Linked DNA regions of Homo sapiens: region 1 is linked to region 2. A link is a loop called in an ENCODE intact Hi-C map of the cell type or tissue named here. Cell type or tissue: left ventricle myocardium inferior. All regions are shown on one strand. Links, peaks and the distances in the headings refer to the core of each region. The heading gives the core; the rest is flanking DNA.

What was found. A loop is a pair of places that touch in the nucleus more often than their neighbours do. Peaks named below come from ENCODE experiments on the same cell type or tissue, not always from the same donor. Only the 100,000 strongest peaks of a DNase experiment are listed, where the experiment ranks them.
Region 1: it touches region 2 in a loop (1.9-fold over the local background); 22 of 110 quality-filtered maps call a loop at or near these places.

Annotation. Positions count from the first base shown.
Region 1 is chr6:144,426,151-144,442,376 of GRCh38, reverse strand. UTRN (utrophin) reads right to left here. Exons shown (of 75, transcript NM_007124.3): 7 at 15,918-16,090; 8 at 13,484-13,599; 9 at 12,636-12,796; 10 at 6,239-6,442; 11 at 4,631-4,812; 12 at 3,482-3,632; 13 at 1,906-2,025. Among named protein-coding and RNA genes, the nearest start is that of SNORA98, 29 kb to the right of the region's middle. RefSeq lists an enhancer at 8,255-8,757. In left ventricle myocardium inferior, for the core only: no CTCF peak of the experiment used is centred there; no DNase peak of the experiment used is centred there; H3K27ac peaks cover 4,172 bases.
Region 2 is chr6:144,288,315-144,304,540 of GRCh38, reverse strand. It overlaps UTRN (utrophin), which reads right to left. Exons shown (of 75, transcript NM_007124.3): 2 at 12,634-12,804. The coding sequence starts at 12,712. Among named protein-coding and RNA genes, the nearest start is that of UTRN, 11 kb to the right of the region's middle. In left ventricle myocardium inferior, for the core only: no CTCF peak of the experiment used is centred there; a DNase peak (open chromatin) is centred at 7,390; H3K4me3 peaks cover 882 bases; H3K27ac peaks cover 4,248 bases.

The DNA of each region.
Region 1 (16,226 bases), core at 3,478-11,477, 140 kb before region 2:
GGCAGAGGTTGGAAACATTTGGAGAGCTCAGAAGAAGACAGAAAAATGTGGGAAAATTTAGGGTACCTGTGGAAGAAATTTCTAAGCAGCAAAGCATTCAGGAGATGACTTGGGTGCTGTTAAAGGCATTCAGTTTTATAAAGGAAACAGATCATAAAAGTTTGAGAAATTTGCAGCCTGACAATGCAATAGAAAAGAAAATCTCATTTTCTGAGGAGAAATTCAAGCTGGCTGCAGAAATTTGCATAAGTAACAAAGAGGCAAAAGTTAATCACCAAGACAATGCGGAAAACATCTCCAGGCATGTCAGAGGTCTTCACATCAGCCCCTCCCATCACAAGCCCAGAGGCCTAGGAGGAAAAAATGGTTTTGTGGGCTGGGCTCAGGGTCCCCGTGCCTTGTGGCTAGGTACTTGGTGCCCTGCATCCCAGCTGCTCCAGCCATGACTAAAAGGGGCAAAGGTACAGCTCAGGCCATGGCAAAGGTGCAAGCCACAAGCCTTGGCAGCTTCCATGTGGTGTTGAGCCTGCGGGTACACAGAAGTCAAGAATTGAGGTTTGGGAACATCCACCTAGATTTCAGAGGATGTATGGAAACACGTGGATGTCCAGGCAGAAGTTTGCTGCAGAGGTGGGGCTCTCATGGAGAACCTCTGCTAGGGCAGTGCAGAAGGGAAATGTGGCCCAAACAGAGTCCCTACTGTGGCACCACCTAGTGGAGCTGTGAGAAGACGGCCACTGTCCTCCAGACCCCAGGGTGGTAGATCCACTGACAGCTTGCACTATGCACCTGGAAAAGCCGCAGACACTCAACACTGACCCATGAAAGCAGCCAGGAGGGGGCTATTTCCCGCAAAGCCACAGAGGCAGCACTGCCCAAGACCATGGGAACCTACCTCTTGCATAGGCGTGACCTGGATGTGAAACATGAAGTCAAAGGAGATCATTTTGAAGCTTTAAGATTTGACTACCCCACCGTATTCCATACTTGAATGGGGACTGTAGCCCTTTTGTTTTGGCCAGTTTCTCCCATTTGGAACAGATGTATTTACTCTTTGCCTGTGCCCCCATTGTAGCTAGGAAGTAACTAACTTGCTTTTGACTTTGCAGGCTCATAGGCGGAAGGGACTTGCCTTGTCTCAGATGAGACTTTGGACTGTGGACTTTTGAGTTAATGCTGAAATGAGTTAAGACTTTGGGGGTACTGTTGGGAAAGCATGATTGGTTGTGAAATGTGAGGACATAAGATTTGGGAGAGGCCAGGGGTGGAATGATATGGTTTGCTTGTGTCCCCATCCAAGTCTCATCTTGAATTGTAACTCCCACAATTCCCACATTTTAAGTGAGGAACCCAGTGGGAGGTAATTGATTCATGGGCGCAGGTCTCTCTCTTGCTGTTCTTGTGATAGTGAGTAAGTCTCACGAGGTCTGATGGTTTTAAAAAAAGGAGTTTCCCTGCACAAGCTCCCTCTCTTTGCCTGCCACCATCCATATAAAATGTGGCTTGCTCCTCCTTCCCTTCCACCATGATTGTGAGGTCTCCCCAGCCACATGGAACTGTAAGTCCCTTAAACCTCTTTTTCTTCCCAGTCTCAGGTATGTCTTTATCAGCAGTGTGAAAACGGACTAATACACTGTGCTTCCAAATCTTGTCATTATGCACAAGGAAGCTGGGGACTGCAACCAGCCCCATCCATTCACCCCAAGAGCTGAAGTAAAGGAATCAATACCTGGGTACTCCTGTAGCCCACACACTGTAGAACCCCAACTGAGAAGTACAATCAAAGGTAGGTTTTTCTACCCTTCTGGATAAAGAATGAGAAAGGACATGAAGAACAAGGGCAATATGTAATTGGGTCTCAGACCACAGGTCCCTCAGGATTATCCAACTTTACAGCACTCTTACCTGTAACTGGTCTTCTAGGATAGCTGTAGCACTCTCACCACTGTTTTCATCAACAATGACCACCATGTGAGTTAGTGAATTTACTTTCACCTGTTCAGCCTCAAGATCACTTTGCAAACTCTAGAGAAAAAAATTAAGATAAACCATTATTTCTACTTTCACATTTACCTATTTAAAACGCACTCAGTTGTCAATAGTAATTAAGGACAGTTAATGAGGCATCATATTTAAATTTCCAATCATTACCCTAACTGTTCTACTAATGAAACTAATCCTATTATACATCTTTACATTCCATTATCAACAAAGGCAGTTTGAGGATGCAGTGTTATAACAGACTGCAAATGGAGATATCACCACTTTTATTCAAGTTCTGGCCCTCCCTCAGAATTTATAGCATAAAGGAGTTGAGTGTCCATACTAGGAATTAATACAAAAATGTAGAAGTGGTAAAGCAAAAAAGTCCAGAGCTTAAATAAACCAAGTCAGAGATCATTTTATCTAGTGTAGGACAGTATAAAGAGATAAGTAGAATGCTACACGATAGTCAAAAGTTACTCTGATTAGCTACCCAATAAAGCAGTTAAAGAAGTATGGACACCTTAGATTCTCTCGCCTTTTCCATGGGAAGAGCATAGTCATTGGATACATGTGTATAGAAAATTTATAGGCTGGGCATGGTGGCTCACACCTGTAATCCCAGCACTTTGGGAACCCAAGGCAGGCGGATCACTTGAGGTCAGGAGTTCAAGACCAGCCTGGCCAACATGGTGAAACCCTGACTTTACTAAAAATACAAAAAATACAAAAAATTAGCTGGGTGTGGTGGCACACGCCTGTAGTCCCAGCTACTTGGGAGACTGAGGTGGGAGAATCACTTGAACCCAGGAGGCAGAGGGTGCAGTGAGCTGAGATTTTGCCATTGCCCTCCAGCCTGGGTGACAGAGCAAGACTCCATCTCAAAAAAAAGAAAGAAAGAAAGAAAATTTATTTAAATACTATCAATAGTGTTCTCAAATGCTTCTCAGAGTTGTGTTTAATGTATTCCTAAAGTTTTACATATTAGTTACCTCAATGTTTCACTGATCAATAAAAGTCTTCAATTTACAGAGAGCATATTTTATTCTATCTTTCCTTATCTTGACTATGAAAAGTTTATCTCCTAGACTTGTGACCAAATTAAATTGCCCACCCAATTTTGGTTCCTAACTTAATGCCTGACGCTTTCCTGAATCATAGACGAAGAATTTGCTCTTCACCCACACACCATGTGAACGCCAACATGCTTGGGTTCTTAGCCACTTAGAGGGCCAAAAGAACCCTTCTCCAGTTGTATGAAAGCTATGTACTTTCAAAAGAAAACTGCACATCACATATAAAATTTTACCGTGCCCTTTTATCCCTGGCTCAGAAAAGTCTCATCTCTATCAATTCCACCCTGTGAGCTGCTAAATGAAGACAACCCTGAAGAAGTGTCCCAACTTCATGTTAACGATAGATGTCATCAGCCTCTGAGATGCTAAGTGCTGCTCTTTCATATTTGATAAGGTATCGAAGAAATATGAGACAGATTTACTTTATGTTCTTCTAGCAGCTTTTGTAGAGATTTTACATCATCATCCAGGGGGCAAGTTTCCATCTTCTGAATGCGCTCCTCTGTGAGTGTTAACCAGGCGGAGAGCTGCTGCAGTTGCTTCTTCTGCAGTTCCATCAGCACATCGTGCAGCCTGTCCGTGGGGAACACAGCATTATTCCTACAAGCCTTTTCCCTTTGCAAAGTCAAATATACATTCTGGGCACCGGAGATACAGGGCAAGGGAAGACACCCTTGTCTAAACATTCAAGGTAGCATTTAGTCTTTAAATATAGAAGCCAGGAAAGTAAACTTTTATTTTGTCCTAAATGGAGTTCATTAAATGCAGACAAAGAATGCAAAAAGCAGCACCCTGTATTCATATCAGAATCATTGTTTCTTCAATCAGGAATTCCTGCTTATTAAATAGGTGGAAGTGGCAATGAATGCAGTTTGCTCCTTAAGACACAATACATGAAATAAAATAAACCATGAGAAAGCTTTAAAATAAAAGTCACAAAATGGAAAAGTAGATCAATACTCCATAGTCCTGTCTTCACACCAAGTTAATGTTTAGCTAATCTTAACATTGCAAATAAGTAACTGCCCCTATGAAATGTCTTTTCCTTTTTTTGGAGACAGTCTCACTTTGTTACCCAGGCTGGAGTGCAGTGGCTGAATCTCAGCTCACTGCAATCTCTGTCTCCTGAGTTCAAGCGATCCTCATACCTCAACCTCCCAAGTAGCTAGGATTACAGGCATGGCCCACCATGCCCAGCTAATTTTTGTATTTTTAGTAGAGACGGAGTTTCGCCATGTCGCCCAGGCTGGTCTCAAACTCCTGGCCTCAAGTGATCCATCCGCGTTGGCCTCCCAAGTGCTGGGATTACAGGCATGAGCCACCATGCCTATCCTCTTTTTCCTTTTTGTTAAATTCTGTATTCCAACTTTTATCTTTTGGTGTGGCTAACACATCAAAGGGGAAACAAAGATCATGCAGAATTCCAGCAATATTACCCGTAGAAAAGAGTCTTACTTTTCCAAGGCAAGTTCTGTAATCATCTCGCTTTCACAGACATGCAGACATCTACTAGAGCTCAACTGTGCAAAGCAGCCTGTGGAATTAAGTGCATTTCTTGGCTTTCCACTCACCGGGACTGTCTGTCCATACTCTCCACCCTAAGAGCCTCCCATCTAGCATTCAGCAGGGTCATCTGTTCCTGAATCTCAAATTCTTCTTCGTCTGACAGAGTTCCTTGTGTTATCAGTTGGTTGCCTGCCTGCAGGACGCTGCCCACACTGCTCTGGTGTGCAGTCAGTTCCATCATAAAAGCCTAGAAAGGGACATTGTTATAATTTGTGAGCTACTCAGTGCAAAAAAAAAAAAGGAAGACTGAACAAATTGCTAATGCCTAACCTAAATGTCAGTGATGCAGAAAAAGGTAGCCTAGTAGAGCGCAAATAAAATAGACATTGACCACATTTTTTAATCTCTGAAAATAGGAATAAACACCTGCCATAAGTTAAAAGAGAAATAGCTCAAAGCAAGCAATGATGCATCTGATAATACCAGCTATTTTAAAGTAAATGCTGACTATGCTACTCATAGATCATGAACATGGAATTCTAAATAAATAAAATAAAAGGCTGGGTGTGGTGGCTCACACCTATAATCCCAGCATTTTGGGAGGCTGAGGCAGGTGGATCACCTAGGCCAGGAGTTCAAGACCAGCCTGGACAACAAGGTGAAACCCCGTCTCTAACTAAAAACACAAAAAATTAGCCGGGCGTGGTGGCACATGTTTGCAGTCCCAGCTACTTGGGAGGCTGATGCAGGAGAATCACTTGAAGCCAGGAGGTAGAAGTTGCAGTGAGCCAAGATTGTGCCACTGCACTCCAGCCTGGGTGACAGAGTAAGACTCTGTTAAAAAAAAAAAAATTATAAATATATATATATACACACACATATACATATACATATATAATATATAAATAGATTATATATAAAAATATTTATATATTTTATTTATATATATTTATTTATATATTTTATTTATATATAAAATAAAATATATATTTATTTTTATTTATATATATTTATATATAAATATATATTTATTTATTATATATATAAATATATATATAAAATAAAATACCATACTCACCCAAGAGGAACTGTTTAAGAGATATTACCACTTATATTATTTTCTATCCAAAACAACAAATAAGATCTGTCAATTCACATAACTATACAAAAGAAAAATTTAACCAAAAGAAATCTCCATATAGTGAAATTCACTATGCTGCAATATAGTATGTCCTCAAAGGAGCAGGAAACTTTTATGATATGAAAAAATACAGGAACCCTGGGTATGACATTTGCTTAATCATGCAATTAAAAAGAATAATCATTTCCTAGGGAACACTCAAATCTTAAAGATTTGGTGTATTGGTTCACTCGTTTGCTTTTGAAATATAACAATGCACTTCAGAACTGAGCAGTACTATGCAATGATTTTCATCAGTGGCTCTCCAAAACACACAAGGAGACTAAAATCTAAAATCTAATTCTGAGGCACAGTTTAATCACCCATACCAATTTTGTGACAAAGCACTATTTAAATATCACAGTTCCTGAAATAAACCATTGACCTTTCCAAAGAACAGAATTCAGTAGATAACAAATAGGAGAGTAGAGTCCCTGATTAAGGCTCAGGTCCCGTGGGGGACACACCCTGCTAAGAAACTACAGATATTTACTTCATGGGTTGCAAACTGGTCTTTGACTTCTTCAACATCATCAGAAATATCATCCTGCTCCTGGAAAGTGTCCTCAGCAGAAAGCAACCAGGTCAGCACTTCCTCCAACGCAATCTGATAGCTGTCCAGATCCATGTCAACCTCAGTGACAGTGCTGGGAGTTTCAGCTCGGGGACTCTCATGCTCCTCCTCAGGCGCTGTACTCTGTAAAAACAAAGCCAAGAAAAACCCACACTAATCATCAAAGCAAGAGGTGTTCAGCAAACTCACACTGTATGGCGAACCCAAAGTACCCACCACTCTGTCTTAGGCACTAATCCAATTCTCAGGAGCCAAATGGGCACTGCCATGAATGAGTTAGAAGCATTGAGTAAGTGCACTAGGGTAGCAAAGAGTATAAAAGCAGCATGCACTCATGAATTCTGTACTCAAGGAGATTCTAATATAGTTAGGGACAGAGAACCCACATGAATCACTTCTGAACAGAAATTGAAGAACAGCTATTAGAAAAGTAAATGCCATGGTCCCAACAAGGCATGATATTTGAGTTCAACAAAGGCTAAAACAGGAAAGTTTCGTAGAGGAGCTGGAACGTGTTAGGCCTTTTCTGTAATTTAAAGAAAAAGAAAGGTGAGAATTCTGCCTTGACCCTTAGGTAAATTGCTTTTGCTGAACTGCATTTTAGCATTGCATTTTAGACACTAAAAGACAGCCACACAGGCTGCTGTACTGATTGTATTTTTCTTAGGCAGTTGCCCTCTGGTTTATCTGATGGCCTTTTAGGGCTCATGGAATAAATTTCTATCAACCTCTTTCTAAATAACTGAGTATTTCCATATATACTTTAAGAGCTTATAACCAAATTGACTCTCCCTAGTTCTTTTGTTCCCTTTCAGAGCAAGATTTCTTGAAGACTTGCCTACATTCTGTCTCTACTTTATCAACTCTCATGCATGATTTTTAAGTACAATATTTCAAATGTACAGAAACGTATAGAGAACAATACAAAAAATGCTCAAGTATTTAACAGCTATGGTTTGTTAACATTCCCTTTAACTTCAACTTGCTATTTGCCCCATGACTCAACTGAAAAGGCTTTTACCAATGTCATCAATAACCTTCCCATTGCCAAACGGACCTTTCTAGCATCATCTTCAGGGTGACCATATAATTAACCAACAAACTAGAGTATTTTTGATGATAACTGTGCTCAAACAACAAATCCAAACCAGAACTGTCCCAAGTAAGCCCGGAGAGCTGGCCACCCACGTTCCTTGCTTCAGACCTTGGTAGCACTCCTCAAGGCTGAGCAACTTGAGCTTTCAGAAGCTTGTTTCCCTGCTTCTGTGACACTGCCCTGGTTTCCTGCTGGTTCAACAGCAGCTGCTGACTCATAAGTAATGAATCTCCTCAAAATTAAGTTCTAGGCTCTTTTTTCTCCCCACTGTATACTGTGTCTGAGTAATCTCATCTACTCCTATTGGATTTAAAGAACATCTAGAACCACCTAGGAGTCTGGATTCCAAACTCTCATATCCCACTATTTTCACATCTCTACTTCAGCGCCTCCTAGGCATATTAAACCATGTCCATATTCAAAACCTTTACTTTCTTCCAAAGCTTGTTCCTCCTCAGACTTCTCCAACTCAGTAGATGGCTCCTCCCTGCAACTAGGTACTCCAGCTACAAACCTGGGAGCCAGCCCCAGCTTCTCTCTCCTTCATCTTCCACATTTAATACATAAGTAATTCTGACCTTCCTTCAAAACTTCGCTCCCTCTCCCTCCCCCTCCCCCTCCCCTCTTTCCACGGTCTCCCTCTGATGCCGAGCCGAAGCTGGACTGTACTGCTGCCATCTCGGCTCACTGCAACCTCCCTGCCTGATTCTCCTGCCTCAGCCTGCCGAGTGCCTGCAATTGCAGGTGCGCGCCACCACGCCTGACTGGTTTTCGTATTTTTTTGGTGGAGACGGGGTTTCGCTGTGTTGGCCGGGCTGGTCTCCAGCTCCTGACCGCGAGTGATCCGCCAGCCTCGGCCTCCCGAGGTGCCGGGATTGCAGACGGAGTCTAGTTCACTCAGCGCTCAATGGTGCCCAGGCTGGAGTGCAGTGGCGTGATCTCGGCTCGCTACAACCTCCACATCCCAGCCGCCTGCCTTGGCCTCCCAAAGTGCCGAGACTGCAGCCTCTGCCCGGCTGCCACCCCGTCTGGGAAGTGAGGAGCGTCTCTGCCTGGCCGCCCATCGTCTGGGATGTGAGGAGCCCCTCTGCCTGGCTGCCCAGTCTGGAAAGTGAGGAGCGTCTCTGCCCGGCCGCCATCCCATCTAGGAAGTGAGGAGCACCTCTTCCCGGCCGCCATCCCATCTAGGAAGTGAGGAGCATCTCTGCCCGACTGCCCATCTTCTGAGATGTGGGGAGCGCCTCTGCCCCGCCACCCCATCTGGGATGTGAGGAGTGCCTCTGCCCGGCCGCGACCCCGTCTGGGAGGTGAGGAGCGTCTCTGCCCGGCCGCCCCGTCTGAGAAGTGAGGAGACCCTCTGCCTGGCAACCGCCCCATCTGAGAAGGGAGGAGCCCCTCCGCCCGGCAGCCGCCCCATCTGAGAAGTGAGGAGCCCCTCTGCCCGGCAGCCACCCCGTCTGGGAAGTGAGGAGACCCTCTGCCTGGCAACCGCCCCGTCTGAGAAGTGAGGAGCCCCTCCGCCCGGCAGCCACCCCGTCTGGGAAGTGAGGAGCGTCTCCGCCCGGCAGCCACCCCGTCCGGGAGGGAGGTGGGGGTCAGCCCCCGCCAGGCCAGCCGCCCCGTCCGGGAGGGAGGTGGGGGGTTCAGCCCCCCACCCGGCCAGCCGCCCCGTCCGGGAGGTGAGGGGCGCCTCTGCCTGGCCGCCCCTACTGGGAAGTGAGGAGCCCCTCTGCCCGGCCACCACCCCGTCTGGGAGGTGTACCCAACAGCTCATTGAGAACGGGCCATGATGACAATGGCGGTTTTGTGGAATAGAAAGGGGGGAAAGGTGGGGAAAAGATTGAGAAATCGGATGGTTGCCGTGTCTGTGTAGAAAGAAGGAGACATGGGAGACTTTTCATTTTGTTCTGTACTAAGAAAAATTCTTCTGCCTTGGGATCCTGTTGATCTGTGACCTTGCCCCCAACCCTGTGCTCTCTGAAACATGTGCTGTGTCCACTCAGGGTTAAATGGATTAAGGGCGGTGCAAGATGTGCTTTGTTAAACAGATGCTAGAAGGCAGCATGCTCGTTAAGAGTCATCACCACTCCCTAATCTCAAGGACCCAGGGACACAAACACTGCGGAAGGCCGCAGGGTCCTCTGCCTAGGAAAACCAGAGACCTTTGTTCACTTGTTTATCTGCTGACCTTCCCTCCACTATTGTCCTGTGACCCTGCCAAATCCCCCTCTGCGAGAAACACCCAAGAATGATCAATAAAAAATATATATTAAAAAAAAAAAAGACTTATCTCAAATCCATCCAGACCTTTCCATTTCCACAACCACACACATCCATCTTCTGAACTGGAATACCTGCTAACAAGTGTCTTTACTTTCCTGTTTTCCCCCACCCAACACTCTCACCTTCACAATCCACAGTCCATTTCTCACACAGCAGCCAGAATGATCTTTCAAAAATGTAATGCCATCATAAGACGTACCTGCTGAAAACCTTTCACTGGCTTTCCCAATGCTCTTAAGATACAATTTAAAATTCTTAACACAGTTTACAAAAATACTGTGATAGTAAGAAACCAAGATAGAGTGACAGAAAGAGAGAGAGAGACAGAGAGTTGTATTTTGATAGATTAATCAGAAAAGACTTCTCTGAAAAGGCTCCATTTAAACTGAGGAAAAATGTGCAGGCTGCCATATAATGGTGGGTGCAGAAGCATTTAACAGAGGGGAACCTGCATGAACAAGAGTCTTGGGGGAAAAGTCCACTCTAACTGCAGGGCAGAGTAGCAGAGGTAGGCCACAGCTTGTAAACTATAGGAGAAAATGAAGTCTTTAAATAGCATTAGGAGATATACCTAATGCTAAAGGACGAGTTAATGGGTGCAGCACACCACCCGTGGCACATGTATACATATGTAACAAACCTTCATGTTGTGCACATGTACCCTAAAACTTAAAGTATAATACTAAAAAAATAAAATAAAAATGAGTATGAAGGCTGCAATAAAATGAAAACACACACAAAAGACATTTTGGAGGAAGGCTTGAAGAATCCAGGAAACTGAATATATGAGTTAAGAAATGAACCAATCAGCACAGAGTCGAAACAGTGGATAATTAAAAGACAGATGGTGCCAAAGACAGAGAAAGAAAAATGAGTTAAGTTATGGACAAAAAATCCTAAAACTGTAGAGCTAAAATAACCCCTGGAGATCATTTAGCTCCAAACCTCTATACTATAATGAGAATTTCTAAGAACCAGGAAAGTTAGTGACCAGCCAAAGGTCACTGAGATAGGCACCAGCATCCATGAGGTCGAGAAGGAAGGCACTATCTAAACACAAATGTTCAGACGGTATTAATTCGAACACATGAGGAAACTTTCAACTGACGGATATTTAAAGAGAAATGCAGGAATTATTCATTGACCACCAGCGTATGTTTGTAGAAAGAACAGGGCAGAAGAAGTCTGACTATTAGGAGAGTAGCAGATGGCAAGCTATGTCAGAGAGATGATTAAAACTTGATCACATTTTAGTTTTCAATTAACGTAATTCAGCCTCTAAGACACTAATGAAAGCTTGCAAATGAAGAGGTGTTAATACACTTGCACTTAATCAAATAGCAAATGTTTTCTGAAGTTCTTATCATGCCACGCTGAGCCCTAAACAGAAGTGATTATTTTATCTACACATCATGAAAAGTAAATGAAGTCTCCTTCCTTTTTAAGAGAGAAGGCCCTTAACTATAAGAACTAAATAAAATATCTCCTCCTTCTAACAAAATGCAATAAGGAAATGAATCTAAAACCCTGTAACAAACTCAGAAGATCATCTGAGCCAACTAAAAAGGTGCATCATTAATGTAGAATAATAACTATACTTTTAGAGGCAAATACTTCCTAGCATTTTTTTCAATTATAGTAAGTTAGGAATTTTCCTCAGCATCATTTGATATTCACTACAAAAGAGAGCCCTGGGTTCACAATCAGGCCTCATTTCTCAATCCTTTCTTTTCAGTAAATTTTTTTCTTTTTCTATAAATCACACTATTTTTGAAACGGGGGAAATAAAAGGATGGGTACATATTACCCAAAGAAAATTTAAAAGAATAAGTAAATTCTCTGAATCTCAGAGGATGGAAAAAAAAGATGCTATGTCAATTCAAGACTAGTATCATAATATGGGAATTAAATAATATTTTTTAAAGAAATCTGTTAAATGAGAATGCCAAAACAAATCAAGAAGAAAAATGATAATAATGATAGCTGTTGCTTGTTGAGTGTTTATTAATGTCATTTTAGATACTTTGAATTCATTATCTTTATGAAGTTGGTGGTTTTAACCACATTTTGCAGACAAAACTGTGATTGAGAGTTTAAGTAACAACCCAAAACAAGTAGCAACAGGATGAATTTAAGGTCCATCCAGAGAAGCTTTCTTTCTCTCTGAAATGTAGTTCTTATAATTTTGAAATCTACATGTATGTCTTGGTTGCTTGGTCACTAGAATGTTGAACCAAGTGACTTCTAAGGTCCAATTCTTAAGATTCTCTCATCTTATGAATTACAAGGACTGGCTAGACTAAAACAGAATGAGATTAAATATGGATTGATTCAAACAGTAGAACTAAGGAAGAAAATAAATTATGATTTTATTTCTCTCTTTAAAAATTCATTTATATCCTGATGAATGAAATCATCGTAATCCCTTCATGAAAAGCTCACCAAGTAGTTTACCATACATTACTCCTCCTAAAGGAAAGGGAAAATAAGGCTTACATTTTGATAGCCCTTGTGAGATATATAATGGAAAAAAAATCTTTTCTCAATGGCAAAAAAAGAAAGACAATTAGTACTTAGAAAAAAAACTAGGCTGATATGAGAAAAACCATCTTTAGCACATGACAGAAATAAAAGCTGGCAACCAGATGATGTGAAAACATAGATTCCCAGCATGTCATGCAGCAGCATGAGCAACAGCCCAGTTTTGCTGGGTGAAATAAAGTATTTTCCTTCTTAATAAAGTCCATTGAGTTATGGTGTTCTATTACACACATGTGACAGAATGCTAACTGCTAAGCTGAACTTCTTATGCAAATGTAAGCTGAGAAACCAAGATGTTCTCAGTCAAGAAAAAAACCCTCTAAAAGTGTTTTTATCTAGTACCTAGGAGAAAACAAATACGGCAAGCCAAACATCTTAATAAAATGTTACCTGTACCTGTATATTAATTGCCTCTTCTTCACATTCTTTTTTATATTTCCTTGGGAGTGTCTCTACCTCACGGATGGCGTCTATGGTGACTTGCTGAGGTAGCACCTCAAACAAAGATGTTAAATACATAATTATGGATTTCTTGTCAGGAAGCTGAACGGCAACATCTAAAAGTGGAAGAATATAAGAACCAGCTTAAATTAGGTGTCCAAAATATGTGAATTGCTCAATATTAGATATAAAATAACTCTCCTTAGTACCCATAAACAATACCTAATATATAATCTTTGCAATACCAGTAAATTGCCACTTCATAATATATGAGACAAAGGCAAAAGGGATTACTTATTTTTGTTCAGTATCTCATTTTTTAAAGTCTTCCCTAAAAGCCTCCCCAAAATGGTCAAAGATAAGCTACCATATGTTACCATTTAAGATAAAGATACAGACTTTATTCATACTATGAAAATAAGTCTAGAATTCAATCCTGCAACATTTATAACTAAAGTCTTTACATCACATGCAAGATGCTCACATAAAAATGCATTTTATTGGACTAACCAGATACTGAATTTATCTAATAATTACATTTTCTTAAAACTTTAACTCTTACTTAATTTAGATTAACTATTGTCCAGTGCTGTAGTTAAATTTCTACCTAAAAGATCCCACAAACTGCTAAGTACAAAAGTATTAATAAGTGTCAGTAATAAAATGACTCGCACCTATACTCCAAAAAGGAAAAGGTTCTTCAAGTCTCATAATTCATTTTTAAAAGGACAAAGAAACACTGCTTTTCAAGAATGCAAAACTGTAAAGCAAAATCAAGGTGGAAATTAAATACTGGACAATACCTTCAGGATCTAACAGCTTTTCAATTCCCAAATAAGTTTGAGCCTTGCTGAAGGCATGTTCAAGTCTCTCAATTGGTGACATTTTGACAACTTTATCCCAGCTGAAGAGATCAGGTCTGAAAACCATGCAAATAAAATGCAATGAAGATGAAATATGTGGAAACAAAGTAGGCATTGTTATAATCTAATACATTTTAGTTTTAGATTATTTTTATTTGTGAGGTTTTTTTGAGTTTATTTTTATATCCCAAAGGCTTGTCAAATACATACTTGAAATTAATTCACAAATATGAAAATAACAGATAATACTTTCCAAGGGTCTTGTATTAGCTAAATAGGACTGCTATTTTCTGTGGTAACCATTAAGACTAGAAGTAGTATATAATGTTTCCCAAAGAGTAGAAGAAGAAAAGGGGGTAAAGGGAAACCTACCGATACAAAAAGAGATAAGAAAGTAAAAAAAAAAAAAACCACAGAAAAAATAAGAAAAATGAGCAGCTCACACTATGCGGTAAAAATGAACCTAAATATATAAATAATCATAATCAATGTTAATGGACTAAATTCTTCAATTAAAAGATCAAGATTAGCAGAACACAAAATCTAGCTCTAATCTGTTCTCAGGATATTCCTAAAACAAAAGCCTTGGAAGAGTTTCCCTCCAATCCCCTGCTTCCATGCTACTACTATATTGTCTAGGACTGTATTTCATTTCTATCTTGATTTTCTTTTAATCTCACAAATTGGACATTATTGTTGCTTTGACTTATCCAAAAGTTAATCATTTTCTTTATTCTGTGTCTGTTCTTGCATGTTAGACCCACCCACCTTCTGGGATGCACTTCCCCCACTTCCCTCCCTGAATTCATCTCCCATTACTCCCCCCACTCAGGTCACTGCAGCCACTGCCCTCTCCGATGCCAAGTGCCTCCTCTGCTCTTGTCTGATGTATTTTCCTTCAGTGTGTGTACATTTCTATATACTACACAACTTTATTATTGTCTTGTCTCCCTCTGTTGGAACATAAGCTCCACGAGAACTAAGATTTTTGCCTGTTTTGTTCTCTGCTGTATACCCTGTGTCTAGCACATAAAAGGCACCCCACACGTATTTGTTGAATCAATTAATTAATAAATGGAATGGTATATTGGCTAAAATTCTACAGTTTCTTGATAAAATCCCTTAACCAACTAAAAACCTAGGGCAACCTCCTTTAACCTCATAAAAAGTGTACCAAAAAAGCTACAAAAACTATCATTCTTATGGTAAAACACTAAAAGCACTCCTTTTATTATCAACAACAAAAATTCTGCCCACTATCACCAATTCAAATCAACATTGCATTGAAGGACAAGGCACAATAGAGAACAAAAAAGAAAACAGAAGAAATAAAAGGATCATAATTCTAGGACATTCTAATCCCTCCTCCTCCAAGAAACCTACAATCTAGAGACAAACTTACTAAAATTTGTAAGAACTGATTAAGTTTCCAGATATAAGACGTAGAAAAGTCTATTGCACTTTTATATACCAGCAAAAAAACATAGAGGAAGTGAAATTTGAGAAAAGTAATCATTTACAACAATAAAATATAACAAATTTTGCCTTTGGCATTTAAATCCCTGATCCATGTAGAAATTATTATTTTTTTTTTAGTGTGGTGAAGTAAAGATCCAATACATTTATTTATATATGGGTAATCAATTGTCCAAATCATCTATTAATCTGCAATGTCAGCTCAAGCGTATATCAGATTTTCCTGTGTAATGGAGCAATTTCTGAGTTCTTAATTTTATTAGGTTGAACCATATGAAAACACCATTCTTATATAGCAAAAACACTCACATGTCGGCAATTTCATATGGTTCAGCTTATATTGGTGTGTATATTGATAGTACTGCATAGTCTTAATTAATATAGCTTCATAGTTTTGGTTTCTTTTTGGAAAGTATTTCAGCCTGATTCTTCCTCAGAAGTCTACTGGCTATTCTTGGGCCTCGTCTTTTATATAATTAGAATCTGTTCACAAGTTTCATTAAAGACAATTTGGCTATTTTTAATTGGGAATGCATTGAATTTACAGAGTTTTACTTTCAGTTTGAGAAGAAAAGCTAACACAATTTTTTGTATACATTATCAGTTAGTGCTGAATGAGTGGGGTTGAACTTTGTGAATTATTTCATATTTTTTAAATTCATAAATATGCAGGAGAAACTATGGACCTTGTATTGCAGCATTTAAGTCCTAAGGAAATAAAAACCTGATGGGTAGTTTTCTTCCATGATATTTCTTTTCTTAAGGTTTTGGTAGAACATGTGCAGAAAGGAGAGCAGTGGCACTGGAGAAGGGGCTTCAGGGAGTAGTGGTGGCAGCAAAGGGACAGAGAGGAGACATGAATTTGTAAAGCCCACTTCTAGATAGAGTAATGTCTCACTTATGTCGGTGGAGGACAGCATTAAAGGCGAGTCCATCTGTCCAGCTGGTGGTGAAGTTGAGGACGTTGACTTGGCTGTAGGGCCTGGTGGTCTGACGCACCCAGCTGAGCAGGATCTTCTCACTGTTCGTCTGCTGCAGGTCCGACATGACATCCTTCATGACATCTTTCACCTATGTAAGAGAAACCAGGCCTGTCCATAACTAATACTTCAGTAATTTACTTCAACTTACTTCAATGAAGTCCTTGAAAAAGCAATATTGCACTAATTAACCATTATGGATCAGGTAACTGGCATTCATTTTACTT
Region 2 (16,226 bases), core at 3,825-11,824:
GGTACCACTCCCGTGAGCTCACACAGCAATCTGTGCTGTTTTTACTTTTACAACTGTGTAACTGCCTGTTTAATCTGTTTTCTTAAATTCCTGTGTACCTGCCCTCTCTAGGTGACAGACAGTCGACAACTGGAACTGTGTCTTATTCACCATGCGCCAATCCACAAGCCTAACATGTTGTAGAGGCAAGGCAACAAAGTACTATGCAAAAGTCTCTTACCGGCCAAAGCAAAAACTTGGGTACCACCAAGAGACAACCCAAGAATGCTTGCAAGTGTTTACAAATGAGAGCTTTTGTTTTTTCTTGAAGGTTAAGGGAACCACCATTTCTGAAATATCAGCATATATAGTAGATTTTAGTTATCCACTGAATGTAAAGAAAGATGAACTTACAAACAGTATGACAATAACAGCCTCTTCTTTCTTCTATTCCCAAAACCTCCACAGCAGAGCATCACATTAAGGAAAGCATTTGTTACCTGAATTATTATAATTTCTGAGCATCCCAGCTTTATTAACTGAACTCCAGGGCCCTTCTACCACTTAAGAATTCCCTAAATGTAAGATATTTCTCAACATCTGCTCCTAATTTATTTTTAATTTGCATTTATTCTATCCTATTTGTTGAAGCTGAAATTACTAATAGAGGATGGCATTATCTTCACAGCATCACATTAGACTACTCTTTAATTAAAGTTCCTCTGAAGTAGTTTTCCAAACTCTTTTAGTATATAGATTTTCTCTTAGCTGTGCAAGAGTTTTACCTTCATTTAAGATGAGATTAACATTACCTTTCTTTGCTACTTTTTCAAAGAACTGTTAATAGTATACTGCATAGACATGAATAAACCATCTCTTTTCTCATTTTCATCAACTTTTTCCTAAAGCATGACCCTTCTCTCAGAATATATATAGAAAAAAATACAGATCCTATTGCAGCTGAACTGAATTTGAAGTTCCCCATATAAACTGACCAAGAGGTACTGTGAGAAAAACAGCAGTAGTCAACTTCAGTAAGAAGTAGAAGTAACTGTAAACGGTTAAGAAATTGATCAAGAAAATTCTAGAGAAAAAGCTAATAACCGAAAGTGTTGAAAATCTGAATTACAGTACGATTTGAAAAACTACATACCTCATTGAAAACATAAAGCAAATCCCACCAAGGTGAAGTTTACATTGCGGCTTTATAGATACTGTTACTAAAAAGTCCCACAAAGGTGAAATTTACCTAGAGGCTTTAAACATACTGTTACTAACTAACAAATCCCACAAAGGCGAAGTTTACATTGAGGCTTTGCACACCCTGTTACTAACTGCTAACCACTTTTCACATCCTTTCCCCTGCTCAGTCTCCTCTTGTACCACTCTGGTCCAAGTCCTTATACTCCTTAACCTCAATTTTTTCACAACTCTTACCTGTTCCCTGCCTCCCCCTAACTCTGCTACCTTCCAAATCTATCTTTCCTGCTGCCAGCCAAGTTATCTTTCTGAAAAACAGTTCTGAGCTAGTCATTAACTCACCTAAAATCCTGTAGTGGCTTCTTACAGGGAAAGATCAAATAAACCCTGCTTCAAAAGGGCTTTCGAAATCTGACCCCAGCTTCTCCCATCATCCCCATTACCCCAGCCACACTCAGTTACCAGGGACAGACTTCAAATGCCTTGCTCTTTTCTCATCATCTGCAATGTTCTTCCCACACTGTCCACAGCGTTGCCTCTTACACATCCTTCAAGGCACACCTCAAATTCCTTGCCTCTTTCACGCTCTCTTACTCAAACCTACCCTCATTCCAACCAAAGCAAGACATCCTTCCTCCCTCCATGTGTCCCTGGTTTGTGTGGGGATGTTTATTGATGTCTTTCTTTCCAACTAGCCTGAGAGCATCTTAAGAACAGAGGTGGGTCTTGCTTATCTCTGAGCCCAGCATCTAACAATGAATGAACAATAACCATTTGCTGAATGAATGAGGTATGTATGTAAGCAAGTGTAATTTTTAAAACCATTAAAAGGCATAGCAAGTCTTTTTTTTTGAGACAGAGTCTCACTCTGTTGCCCAGGCTGGAGTGCATTGGCACAATCTCGTCTCACTACAACCTCTGCCTCCCAGTTCAAGCGATTCTCCTGCCTCAGCCTCCCAAGTAGCTGGGATTACAGGTGAGTGCCACCACGCCTGGCTGATTTTTGTATTTTTAGTAGAGACGAGGTTTCAGCATGTTGGCCAGGCTGGTCTCGAACTCCTGACCTCAGATGATCCACCCACCTTAGCCTCCCAAAGTGCTGGGATTACAGGCATGAGCCACTGCACACGGCCACAAGTCTTTGTTAAGCACTTACTGTGTGTGTGGAGACTAAGCTAAAGGCTAGCATCAGAAAGTCAGATGAAAAAAGGCATATAGACATACACAAGCCAGAAGGGCCACAAACAGAAATGAAGAGTGAACACGTGGGAAAGATTGATTCTGGCATGCAGATAGCACAGAGAGCAGAACACCTGGTGGCACTGATGCTGATGTTTTAAAGATGGAGGTTGCAAAACTGGGGACGCAGGGAGAAGGAGAACAATCAAGCCCAGAACACAAAACAAGCGAAGTCACAGAGGTAAGAAAAGGACCATGGGCAGTCTTCACCTGGTGCCCTCTGCCTCCTTCATGGTGGTTTTTGGGGCGAGGGGGAGGGTGGGGCAGTGCTGTTAGAAAGTAGGATGGTGGCCATGAGCAGTGTCTCACGCCTGTAATCCAGTATTTTGGGAGGCCAAGGCAGGCGGTTCACTTGAGGTTAGGAGCTCAGGACCAGCCTCGGCAACGTGGTGAAACTCCACTTCTACTAAAAATACAAAAAGTAGCCAAGCATGGTGGCAGGCACCTGTAATCCCAGCTACTTGGGAGGCTGAGGCAGAAGAATCACTTGAACCTGGGAGGCGGAGGGCTGAAATTGAGTCACTGCACTCCAGCCTGGGCAATGGAGCAAGACCCTGTCTCAAAAAAAAAAAAAAAAAAAAAAAAAGAAAGAAAGAAAGATAGGATGGCATGAGACTTCCCTAAATGTCTCCCTTAGACATATATGCAGAGAGACCCCCTCTCTGAGCAATCTGCCTTGATGCCAAGGCCCTCAGAATAAGGTATGTCTGACACCAAATGCCCAACAAGGCTGCCCTGAGACAGCAAGCATATGCATGTGTTCCGAAAACACCAACACTCTTCTAATTTACAACACGTTACGTATCTTGAAAAAGCGTATGCAAGTTCAAATAATTCAAGTCAACTCTGATTTTTCTATACAAACTATCAAAATGGGAGTTAATATATAATTAAGGGTCTGATATGTTAACATTATAGAACTGGCCATTGATTTCACATGTAAAAACACAAAAGTAAACCTTTTTATATTTGCTAATACGGCATTTTCTAATCACCTAAAGGAACTAGATGAGGTAACAGAGTAAACTAGAACACACACAGTTTTATTTATGAGCCCCCCACCGAAAAAGCTGGGCTTTAGGGTAAGTCCAGGAGCCTTTAACACTAAATAAGATGGAGATTCATCCTCCCACCCCTGAGACAATATTTACATTTTAAATTTTAAAAGATAATATAATTTCAAAACTGGCAATATAACAATCACTTTAAGAAATTGGTCATATACAACTTAGGACCAAATGTTGTTTTAAAGTCTATTTGCTTCGGGGTATTTTATTACTTTTATTTTGCAGTTTCTTAGTTTCAAATAAGAAAAGGCTTCCTCCTGTTTCATGAAAACTTACTCCACATATGAACATGGCCAACCTCTGCACCAAAGTCTCTGTTCTAACATAGATTACCAGCCACTCACACCTTTCCAGTGGCTCCCTTTTTGATCCTTAATCTTAAAACTGCCTGAGGAGCAGGTCTCATTAAATTTTGAGATGTGATCTCAAATACCACACAATGATATACAAAGAAGCAATTCCGTATCTCAAGTCACTCTGAAGGTTATTTTATCAAAGAAGAAATAAAGATCCCTTCCTGTATCTTCAAAGAGGTAAAAGATTAAAGCTCAAAAGACAGGTAAATAACCCCAAAGATCTGCAAATAACTCAAGGTCTATAAAAGGTTTGGGGTTTGTTATTTGACTTGATTTGGTTTGGTTAACTGAATATAAGGATATCACAAGAGGCCGGGAACCATGGCTCATGCCTGTATTTCCAGCACTTTGAGAGGCTGAGGTGGGTAGATCACTTGAGGTCAGAAGTTCGAGACCAGCCTGGCTGACATGGTGAAACCCCATCTCTACCAAAAATACAAAAATTAGCCAGGCATGGTGGCACACACCTGTAGTCCCAGCTACTCATGAAGCTGAGGTGGGAGAATCACTTGATCCTAGGAGGCAGAGGTTGCAGTGAGCTGAGATGGCACCACTGCACTCCAGCCTGGGCAACAGAGCAAGAGGAAGACTACGGCTCAAAAAAAAAAAAAAATCACAAGACTTTTGGGCTGTTTTTACAGATCCATAGGGAAAATGCTACGGTGGTCTATGTCACTTAACTCTTTAATTCATCTTCACATAAAAATCACTATACATCTTTTAAAATTCACTCATTTTAAAGAATGGTAGGCAAATTATTTCAAAAGCAAGCATAGTTATATTAAATATGTCACCTATTTAGAATTAAAAAACAGGGAGGCAAATATTAATACATATATAATACATTTCTCTAACCACCCCCCCTTAAGATAAGAAAACTAGCATAGAGGTTGAATGTGAGGAGTTTTTTTCCCACCATGATTCAAAAACACGTCTGTCTTTGAAATAATGTAATAGAAAATATACACAATACATTTTTATAATGAATGCATCAGCGGACTCTAAGCTGATGCATTCCCTAGAAAAAGAGTTCAAGATGTGATGTTACACTCACAGCAAGAAGACCTTGAACACACTGCAGCAATAACTAAGGAGCGCAGTGGAGAAATATGTCGGCACTAGATATATTGGTATCATCTTCTGGTTCAATGGGCCAAAATAAGAAATGCACCAGGTTTCATCACTCTCCTGACCCACTTTCCTCACTTTTAACTTCACCCAACACAACCCAAACTCTTCAAAATACAGTGTAAAAGAAAAAATGCCCAACATCATGAAATCTATTATCTTTTCAAATTATTTAAAGGGAAGTGTTTATAAGTAGAAATAATAAACGTTGTAGCTTTCCTTGCTCCTCTAAAATGCAGATCATTTTCACTTTGGTTCTATGACTTTTAAACCTGCCTTCCTTGTCTATAAATTAAGAGCACTAAAGAGAATAGCCCACAGAACTTGTTAAAACTCCAGATGCTGGGACCCCACCCCACATATCTGAGTCTGGACCCAGAAGGGTGGTTCTGACATAAAGCTTGAATTAGGAACTCCATATGTGAGAAGCTCAAAACCTAGTTTTCAAAATAAAAGCATGTGCATAAATCTACATATTGACTGGATCAATGTTAAATAACATGACTCACACGTAGCCTTTGAGGGGCAAGTGAACAAATCAATTAGTATCAACCTCAAAATGTTATTTCCTGCACCAAAAATCTTTTGCATATAAATATTGTATACCAAAATCTTAATTAGAGAATGGAGTTGAAGAAATTTGCAAAAATTAAGACTATGAAATTAAAGAAAAAGATCTAAAGAGATCATACTTTTGAAATTATACAGATGTGTTAATTTCAAAGCTGTACCACTTTAGAGACACAAAGTCATATTTTTTATTGGATTCCTCTGCTACATCAGAAATGCCCTTATATGCTTTTCTCTACACTTTGAAAAAAGATTTTGTTCCATAATTAAATGTTAAAAGGATTGAACTGAATGTAACTAGCCACCCGTCCACATACCAAAAAAGGCTCATTCGAAAATATTCACACAAAAAATGTGACTCTCATGCTCTATGTGTTGTTGAGCTCCACTGCTATGAAAGACAGATCTGCATTTTTTTTAAACTTAATTTCTTAAAAGTGAAGGTGAGGTTATACCACTGTAAACCTTAATCTTAGCTGCCAGATGCGCATACACAGACATTTCCCTTATGAACCGGGCCAAGAGAATGTGCTTCTGATAGAAGAGCCCCACAGGATATTAATAAACGTCAGGTATTTGGTTGTTTAAAGGCACAAATGCAAAGATTGGAAAACCACATGGATGCTGGAAACTACCTGCTTCCTGGAATTGACATGTGCAAATCCAGTGTCACAGGAAGTAAAAGCGAAAGGACTGGGACCTGGTTTCAATTTCTCAGTCCAAGAGCCATCATCTCGAGAGTAAGTATACATTAAGAACTCATACTGCCTCACATTTCAAATATTGAAATAAGTCTATTTATTATTAAACAGTTAAGGCATATAAAAAGATAAAAATATAACATAGTAAATGTCTATGCCTCCACACAATTTAAGGGGAGAAAAAAAAATCCAGCCAATGCATCTGAAACCACTTCAGCAGAGTACCCTTTCTCCATTGCTTTAGATTAAATTTTAACTAATATTTACAGCTGCTCAAATAGTCTTGCATGTTGACTTGTTCCCAGAAAAATCATCATATCAGCATCTAGTTCAAACTTCTGGGTACAAATAAGGTTCAATAAAATTGAGTTCTCTGTTCTGTCTATATAATTAACGTACTTCCTTTGCTTAGAATCATCCTCAGCAATTCACGTTTTCCAGTCGGGAATGGATCTCCTCTAAAAGTTTCACAACCATAGTAACAGGTCATGAGAATCACATTAATACAAAAAAACTTTCTCATGATTGCACTACTTCAGCATAATGAGGTAACAACATGGAGAATATCTTTACAAGCAGGACAAGAATAGCTGCCCTTCTCTGCCAGAGTTGAATTTCCATCAGGGTTACTGTCTATCACTACAAATCCCCAGGGCTCATGGAAAAAAACAAACCTGCTCAAAGACCTCCCTTCAAAGCACAGGTATTCCAGCCAAGGAAAGCTTCAGGAGAAACAAAAAATGAACTATTTTTTCACAGTCCCTTGAGCTGTTTAGAAAAATCCCCTCACAGATACTGCTTTAAACATAAAAGAAAGAAATAGACCGATGACTGCCTAAATACAACTTAACCACTGTCTTTCCTCAAGAAAGGCCTCAGAAAGATAAACAAATAAGGTAATCCTCCTCAGAATTTTCATAAAATTGAATCTTGTTAAGCAAGTTTACTTTCCAAACATAGCAGATTTTCAGGAGGCTTGCTATAAATGTAACCTGGTATAATATTTCATATTTAATAATTTGTTTTATTTTTATTTCACTGGTCTCTCTTTGCTTCCTTCCCCTACACTCCTCAACCAACCCTTTGCTTCCTTCCCCTACACTCCTCAACCAACTCTTTCAGTACCACAGATACCTATCTGGGCATCGGACCAGGACCTACACTGTGCCAAATGTCAGTCCTTATGAAATCCACTACCTTTTTTTTTTTTAACTTCAGCTCGTTAAAAGCCTTGAGCAGTAGTCAGAAGAAAAGAGAAAAAGGAATTCATGTCAGAAACACATTATCCATTTCTCTATCTTCCACCCAAAGGACTGTTTGTCCTCTGGTATTTTCCCCTTTGCTAACTCAACAGAGAATGACAGAGACTAGAGCCAAAAATCAAGAAAGGATGCAACTGGCCCAGAAGCAGTAGGCTGTGTCTCTTACAATTGGCCTTCCCTTGTCAGGGCTCTGAGATACTAACCTGGGGTCCAGAGGAGCTCTACCTCACAGTCCAGGGTCCCACCCCTGAAAACTACAAAAAAAGAGATAGAAGAGCTGTATAAATACAATTAATACAGTGCAAAATGTGTAAGGGACAGAATTAGGCACAAAATGAAGAAGAGTCACCGAGCAGCAATGGAATAAAATGTCTTGTGAGTTAGGAGACTGGGCACTCCATAGAGGTCAAATGCAGGGTTTCTAGAGTCAGATCATCTGAGTTCAAATGCCAGCTCTGGCACTTCCAGACTCTGTAGCCTTTATCATTGAATAAACATTTATTGCTCACCTATTATGAGCCAGGCATTGGGCTCAGTACCAGGGATGTATTGGTCCCTGCTCTTGGGGAGTTAATTAAAGTGCAGCAGTCCCCAGCCTTTTTGGCACCAGGGACCAGTTTCATGGCAGACAATTTTTCCAAGGGATGAGGGGGATGGTTTTGGGATGAAACTGTTCTACCTCAGATCATCAGGCATTAGATTCTCATAAGGAGCAGGCAACCTAGATCCCTCGCATGTGCGGTTCACCATAGAGTCTCACTCCTATGAGAATCTAATGCTGCCGCTGATCTGACAGGAGGCAGAGCTCAGGCGGTAGTGCTTGCTCAGCCACCACTCACCTCCTGCTGTGCCACCTGGTCCCTAACAGGCAACGGACTGGTACCAGTCCAGGCCCTGGGAGTTGGGGAGCCCTGTTCTAGTGGGAAGGCTATTAATGAACACACAGTACCAGAAAAGGTACCAGAGAGTGCTAAGAACAACACAGGGAACGTAAATACAGAGATGCAGTCAAGAGTGACTGGGAGAGCTACTTTCTAAAGTCAGCAAGGAAGATCTCTGAAGAGGTGACATTAGGCCTACATCTAAATGACAAGAAGGAACCAGCCAGGCAAAGATGGAAGAAGAGAGATGTGCAAAGGCCCTGAGGAAGACACACTGGGCCTTTGGAGAAATAGAAAGAAGTCCAGTGCCACAAATCACTTCAGTATGGCTCACATTTATCATCTGCAAAATGGCGGTTGTGAGGATTAAACTGTTAGCACCACATCTGCACACAGAATGTGTTCAATTAGTGTAAGTTGCTAGAATCGTCATCATCAGCAGCAGCAGTGAGATGCCATCATTGGAGGTGTGCAAACAGAGACTGGGTGAGCACATCACAGGAATGGCTGGGTTATAGGGCGTTTAAGGTTCCCTCAACAATTAGATCCTAAGATTAGACAAGAAGAGAAAATGCAAAGGAAGAAATGATAAAATTGTTACACACAGGCTTCCAGCCCAAGGTCGCTTGAAGAACACATTGAATTATCCAAAAATGTGAAGCTTGCCCAACTATTTCATTCATCAAACAGTTCTTTCCCAGCTGAGAGTCTATAATCCCAAACTGTCAAGAACTCCACATGGAGCCAGCTGACACACTGTCCTTAGCCCTGAGGTCTACTCTTTCTACAGGGCTCTGGGATAAAACCACAACAACACTGACAGCAACAGAAAAGGATGACTTATTCTGTGTTACTAGCTTTAATGTATGTTAATTATTGAATGAAATAGCAGTGAGGATATTCTTCGATTGTATATGCATCCCAAACCATTTTATTATTTCATGTTTAAAATGTTCCAAGCAGTACTTTCTGCATCACACACTCTACTGGCAATAAATTTCACTTTTTAAAAATTCTTAGTCTTGGCCTATTGTTTCAAAATATTTACTAACTTGTTGAACTTTCTAAAGCCTACTAATTAAGGCTGTTAATAATACAGTACTTGATGATGAACTTGGCATATGTGCTTTTAAGTTAGAGAAAGACAGGTCTACTTTTACCCAACACCAAATCCTTGGTCATTATAGATCAAATTCTTTCCAGTTCCTTTCTAACACTCACCCAAACCCAAGGCAAGTATACTACAACCATAAATAAATACATGGCTTTGTATTTATGAAACTACTTCATTACGTACCCTTGACAACTTCCTATTTCTGTTTAGATGGTAGAAATGGCTTTAAAATTATAAAATTTAAAAAATTATAATATTCAAAATGGCATGAAACAAAGTAATACTAAGTGAGGACAATAAAAATAATCACAATAACTTAACATAAAATGCATAGACATTTTTATTATGCCAATTTAATTATGCCAGCCTTTTGGATTGTCCAAACTCGAGGATTTGGAGAGCAGAAACCACACTCTCCGTCCCCCCACTTTCATCCAATTTCCCCCCAAAAAAGAAACCTGGAAGAGCAGATGAGGATCAAAATTTTCCTAAAGGAAAGTATTCCCTTTTAAAAAATGGAAAAGCAACCAATTTGGCATACAGCATGTAGACAGAGGATCTTTAAAATACATATATGATATGTAGACAATTCCTATGACTTAATCTAAACTAAAAATCTCTTAAAATATGTAAGTTTTAGAGTACCATGAAATATTACCTCTGTATAGTAAGCATTTGCCTTAAAAGAATCAAAAAAAGTCCCTTAGAGGAAGCCAGATTGGGACTAATGGGTCCATTCAAATCCAAATTTATCTACTGGCTTTTGCAACATAATTCAGCCAAAAGAATGTGATTCATATCTGAGCTATGTAACAACTAAATTTTCAGTGTGTTTTGAAGTAGATGCCACCACAAAAAAAGTAATAGTCATAACCTTGGCATCTAAACACTCTAAGCAATTTGATAATCTTTAAAAATATAAGAACTCAGTAATGTGGGTTCATTGAAGAACTTTAGAAAATATAAATCAGCAAAAAAAAAAGTAATAATCTCAAATGCCAAGATGACCACTATTAACATTTATTGTATACTTCACTAAATTTTTAAAAAACATTTTTCATATAAATGACTTCATATAATACATACTTGTTTACTTACTATATCAAGAACACATTTCTATATTCATACACACACACACACACACACACATCACACACATCTGTATCACTTTTTATGAATGCTTAATCTTCTACTTTATGGATATACCCTAATTTAGTTACCTCTACTGAGATCATGTATGATCTGTTCAGATGTGCTAGAGTAAAGAAACAGAATAATAGGTTTAAACAACTATTTCCTAAAGCTATTTGACCATAACATCCTTTTGTGAATTACACATTAACAATCCTAGAACTTTTGATCTTTTCGAAATACTTTGGGAAATAATGATCTAACCAATTCCTAATATTAGATTTTCATGGTGTTTACAATGTTTTCTATTATAAATGATACTGTGATCAATTTCTTGAGTGTACCTTTTTATGTATTGCCTAGGGAAAAACTCTAGAAACAGAATTACTCAGTTAATTGATATGCATGTGTTAAAAACATGTTATCATTTTTGCCAAATTGTTCTCCAGCAATATTTTAGGTTCATCAGCCTTTTTAAAAGATAATTTTAAATTAAAATAGTTTGGGAGTTTATATGTTCATTATATATACACGGTATTTCTGAAATTAGATAATTACTCTTTTATGGACACGGCTAAAGTACAAGTTATAAATATCAAAGGTCTTACTAGAATGAAGGCTGACTCAGAAAACTATTTAGGAATATACCTCCTCACAATTTATAGAAAATGACTAGTATGGAGACATTAAATCGTCTCTCTTCCATTTTCCTCTGTTATATTTACATATGTCTGAATATGTATTCCGTACTCCTAAGATGATATTAATAATCCCTTACATTTTTGTAGTACCTTATACCACTAAAACATTTAAAACAAAAAGAATTTTACAGGAAGAGAACATCCTCAAAGCATATTTTAAAACAAGATATTAAGCTATACCTTCAAAAGACCCGTCAAGCTACACAATAGTTGCTACATATTTACAGCCAAATCTGTAATAACTAAAATCTTTATCAATCAACCAACACCGGTATCATGGAGGAAAATGTGTATTTTAAGACAGTTAATTTAGATCTTATTTTCACTGTGTATTTCTACAGTTTCACATAATAAGAAACAAGCTCCTAACAGAACATAAAGATGGTTCACACAGCAAAAACAGGCTTTGGGTTCCTTTTTTGTCTTTAAAGTGACACTGGATGTAATTTTATACCTCAAAGTAACTTTTCAAAGTTACTTAAGTATAGTGTTCACACTCAGGGTGGAGTTCTGTGTAATTTTCAAGGCTGAGAAGTGTTCTGCCTGTTCAAAAATATCTCCCCTTTGAGTTTGTCTCAGAATCATATTTGAAGCTTTTTAAAAATACAGAAATTTTTATTCAATGGGTCTGGAATGGAGCCAATGCATCTGCGTTTTTTAAAACTCCCCAGTTGATTCATCTGTACAGCCAGAGTCAAAAAGCACTCGGTTATATAAAAAGATTGGAGGAGGGGGTGGTATCCTGAGGACCCCAATTTAACTGTTCGTGTGAAAACCATGAATCTGTCTGAGTCTGGTTTATTAGATTACCTAGGTGAAAATTTTACCTTGAGAAGGCTCATAAGATATTTCAAGGTAGGACACCTGTTGGCCTATCAATGGCTATGAACAGGGATGGGGGTGAGGATATATGGTAATGAAATCAAACTGTGAAAGATCTTTCCTGCCAGAAACTGTGGCACTTCCTACATTAAGCATATAATCCCTTCAATTTCCAGAAAATAGAAAGAGAAATGTTCGGTCGTATTTTATTTTAATGGAGTAGTCTTCCAAATGAACAACCTTTAGCTACAAGCAGCAGTTTCACTAAGCACAAAATTGGGTTGAGAAAGGATAGGACACTCAGAGATATTATACCTTTTACATATACCTTTTACAAAATTATAGTCATTTGTCAGAATTCAGTTTCTTAAAAGAACTTCACCTCCAAGAAGTTCTTGCAAGAACAATGCAAATCAATCCAAGAAACATAGGTTTTCTAAATACATAAAAATCCATAGCTTTCTTGAGCTTCCTTTACCTACCAGATCTGGACTTAATGATATCACTGAATTCGTTCTGCCCATTGTCAGGACTGGCTTCATGTTCTCCATACTTGGCCATCTTGCCAGAGTTTCAAGATAATCCAAAAACTTTACCAAGTCCTCTTTCTAAGGCTTTCAACTTCCTACGATGGTTCAGCTTGACATCAATACCTAAAAGGAAAAGGGAAAGTACTGACTTGAAAAAATGTATTTATATATTTTATATAGTTATTCGTAGTAACTATTCATTCACCAAATATTTATTGAGTGCCTACCACGTGTAAAGCACCAAGCCAGGCAATGGTGTTATGACTATGAACAAGAGACATAGCCTCTGCCATTACGGCGCTTATGCACACTAAGCAATTAATTACATAATGAATTATTTCATTACAATACTGACAGACTACAAATCATACAAAGGAGAAGCACAGAGTATTAAGAGCACACAGCAGAGGAGTCTGACCTGCCCTGGGCAATTAGAGAAGGCTTTCTTGAAGAGACATTTGAGCCAAGCCTTTAAAGATGACAAGAATTTAATTAGCCAAAAAGGGAAACAGAAAGAGAAAAGGTAAGAGCTTCCTATGTGAAGTGGCAGAAAGAATCATGGAGCAGTCAAAGAATGGAGCACAAGCCAGTGTTTCTGGAAAGAAGACAGCCAAGAGACAAGTGTACCTGTTGAACCAGGTGAAGAAGCTGGGCAGGACCAGGGATAGGACCATGGAGAACAGGTCAAGGGTTTGTGTCTTTATCTGAAGAGCAATGGGGAGCCAGTAGATGGTTCGAAGGAGGGAACCAACATGGTCAAATTGGCCTTTTTAAAAGATCGTCAAGGGACGGGCACGGTGGCTCATGCCTGTAATCCCAGCACTTTGGGAGGCCGAGGCAGGTGGATCACGAGGTCAGGAGTTCGAGACCAGCCTGGCCAGCACAGTGAAACCCTGTCTCTACTAAAAATACAAAAAAAAAAAAAAAATTAGCCAGGCATGGTGGTGTGCACCTGTAATCCCAGCTACTCAGGAGGCTAATGCAGGAGAATTGCTTGAACCTGGGAGGTGGAAGTTGCAGTGAGCTGAGATCACGCCACTGCACTCCACCCTGGGCAACGAGAGTGAGACTCCATCTCAAAAAAAAAAAAAAAAAAAAAAAAAAAAAGACGATTGTGGCTTGTAGGTAGACCACAGTAATATGTGGGGAACCAGTGAAGACTATGGCAGAATATAGCAAAATGCAAATTAAGGAACCTAGCTCATGGGTATATGAATGCTGAATGAAAATTTCTTGCAACTCTTCTGTATGTCTGAGAATTTTTTCATAGTAATATGTTGGGGAAAAATTCCTAATCTTAACCAAGTGATCAAAATTCACATAACCAATCATGGGGCATCATGCAATTGAATGGAAAATCACCACATCATCTACACAATATCCTTGCCAAGATGTTGAACGTGAATCTTCTCATGAGCAGACAAATCTAGACTGTGGCTAGTTTTCAAAAGAAATGGCCTGGTTTCTTCAAAACTGTCAGCGTCTTGAAAACCAAAATTACCTGGGAGAGGGGGAGCTTTGTGAATTAAAGGAGACTAAATAGACATGACAATGAAATGTAATCTTTGATTGAATTCAGAATTTTAAAATAAAACATTTGAGGATCATTTGAAAAATCTGAATTTGGACTATGTATTAGACAATATTATTGTATCAATGTTAAATTTCTTTAACATTAATTATGGTATTGTTGCAGGAGAATGTCTTTGATTGTAAGAGACATGTGGTGAAATATTTAGCAATGAAGTGTGATGGTATCTTCAACTTAAGTTCAAACAGAATAGCATATATCTGTCTATACTGATATAGGTATATTTAGGTTGATATATGTATGTAGATGTATATATGCATACACACAGACAGACAGAAAAATGCAGTAAGTATTGTAAAATAAGTGGGAAAACTAGGCCGGGCAAGGTGGCTCACGCCTGTAATCCCAGCACTTTGGGAAGCCAAGGCAGGTGCATCACCTGAGTTCAGGAGTTCGAGACCAGCCTGGCCAACATGGTGAAACCCCATCTCTACTTAAAAAAAAATACAAAAATTAGCTGGGTGTGGTGGCAGGTGCCTGTAATCCCAGCTACTTGGGAGGCTGAGGCAGGAGAATCACTTGAATCCAGGAGGCGGTGGTTACAGTGAGCCGAAATTGTGCTATTACTCTCCAGCCTGGGTGACAAGGGCAAAATTCCATCTCAAAAAAAATAAAGTAAGTGGGAAAACTTGTTAAAGGGCATCTGGGTCTAGGCGAGGTGGCTCACACCTGTAATCCCAGTACTTTGGGAAGCTTAAGCGAGAGGATTACTTGAGCCCAGAAGTTTGAGATCAGCCTAGGCAACATGGTGAGACCTTGTCTCTACTCCATGTAAATAAAAATTTTAAATAATAAAATAAAATAAAATAAAAAGGACATCTGGGTGTTTATTGTGCTATTCTTTCTATTGTAATATTATATGCAGGAAACAAGTGTGGTCTAAACAAGAGTAGATAGAAAGAAATGGGTGAATATGTGGGATATTTAGATATCAAAGAAAGTCAATAGGATTTGGGAATTGATTGGATATGAGAGATTCATATCCAATGTGCAAAATGTGCAAAATGACTCCCCAATTTTGGCTTAGGCAATTAGGTGAAGTGTGAGTCATTGAGCTGGGCAACACTGAGGATAGCAGGCTGGGAGAAAGGAATCATCAATGTGATTTGGATTTGCAGAGCTTGAAATGCCTCTGAGTTATATAAGCGGAGATGACAAAAAGAGAGTTGGGCCCAGCATGGTGGCTCATGCCTGTAATCCCAGCTCTTTGGGAGGCTGAGGCAGGCAGATCACTTGAGGTCCAGAGTTCAAGACCAACCTGGCTAACACTTGAGGTCAAGAGTTTGAGACCAGCCTGGCCAACATGGCGAAACCCTGTCTCTACTAAAAATATAAAAATTAGCCAGGCATGGTGGCAAACACCTGTAATCCCAGCTACTCAGGAGGCTGAGGCAGGGGAATTGATTGAACTCAGGAGGTAAAGGTTGCAGTGGGCCAAGATCGCTGCCACTGCACTCCAGCCTTGACGACCGAGTGGGTGAGACTCCATCTCAAAAAAAAAAAAAAAAAAAAGAGAGAGAGAGAGAGTTGGATATAAAGGATTGGATCATCAATCTGACAGATTTTATGAGAGTCTAAAAAACTTTTTTCATTTTTTATAGGCTCTACTACTGCTAAAAATTTATGGATTATTATATGATTACATTCTTTCATTCAAGTACATAACTATAAAGGATTTGCTAAATTCTTAAGTGTATTTTATTATATTCAAGAATCAAAAACTTTGTTCAGAAGAATGTCTATAAAAGTTTATCATGGAAAATTAAGTTTGCCCAGGGAAAAATTCTCTTTCCTGGAAAGAACTACAGTGTATCACTTTGGAGCAGTAAGTCTAATGCTTTTCTTCACTATTGGTCTTAGCCAAGATCTCCACTTCTATGCTACCCAAAGCCTTTATTCACCCATAAAAGAGAAAAGTCAACTGTTTACACACTACTTTATTCCATTTGCCCAT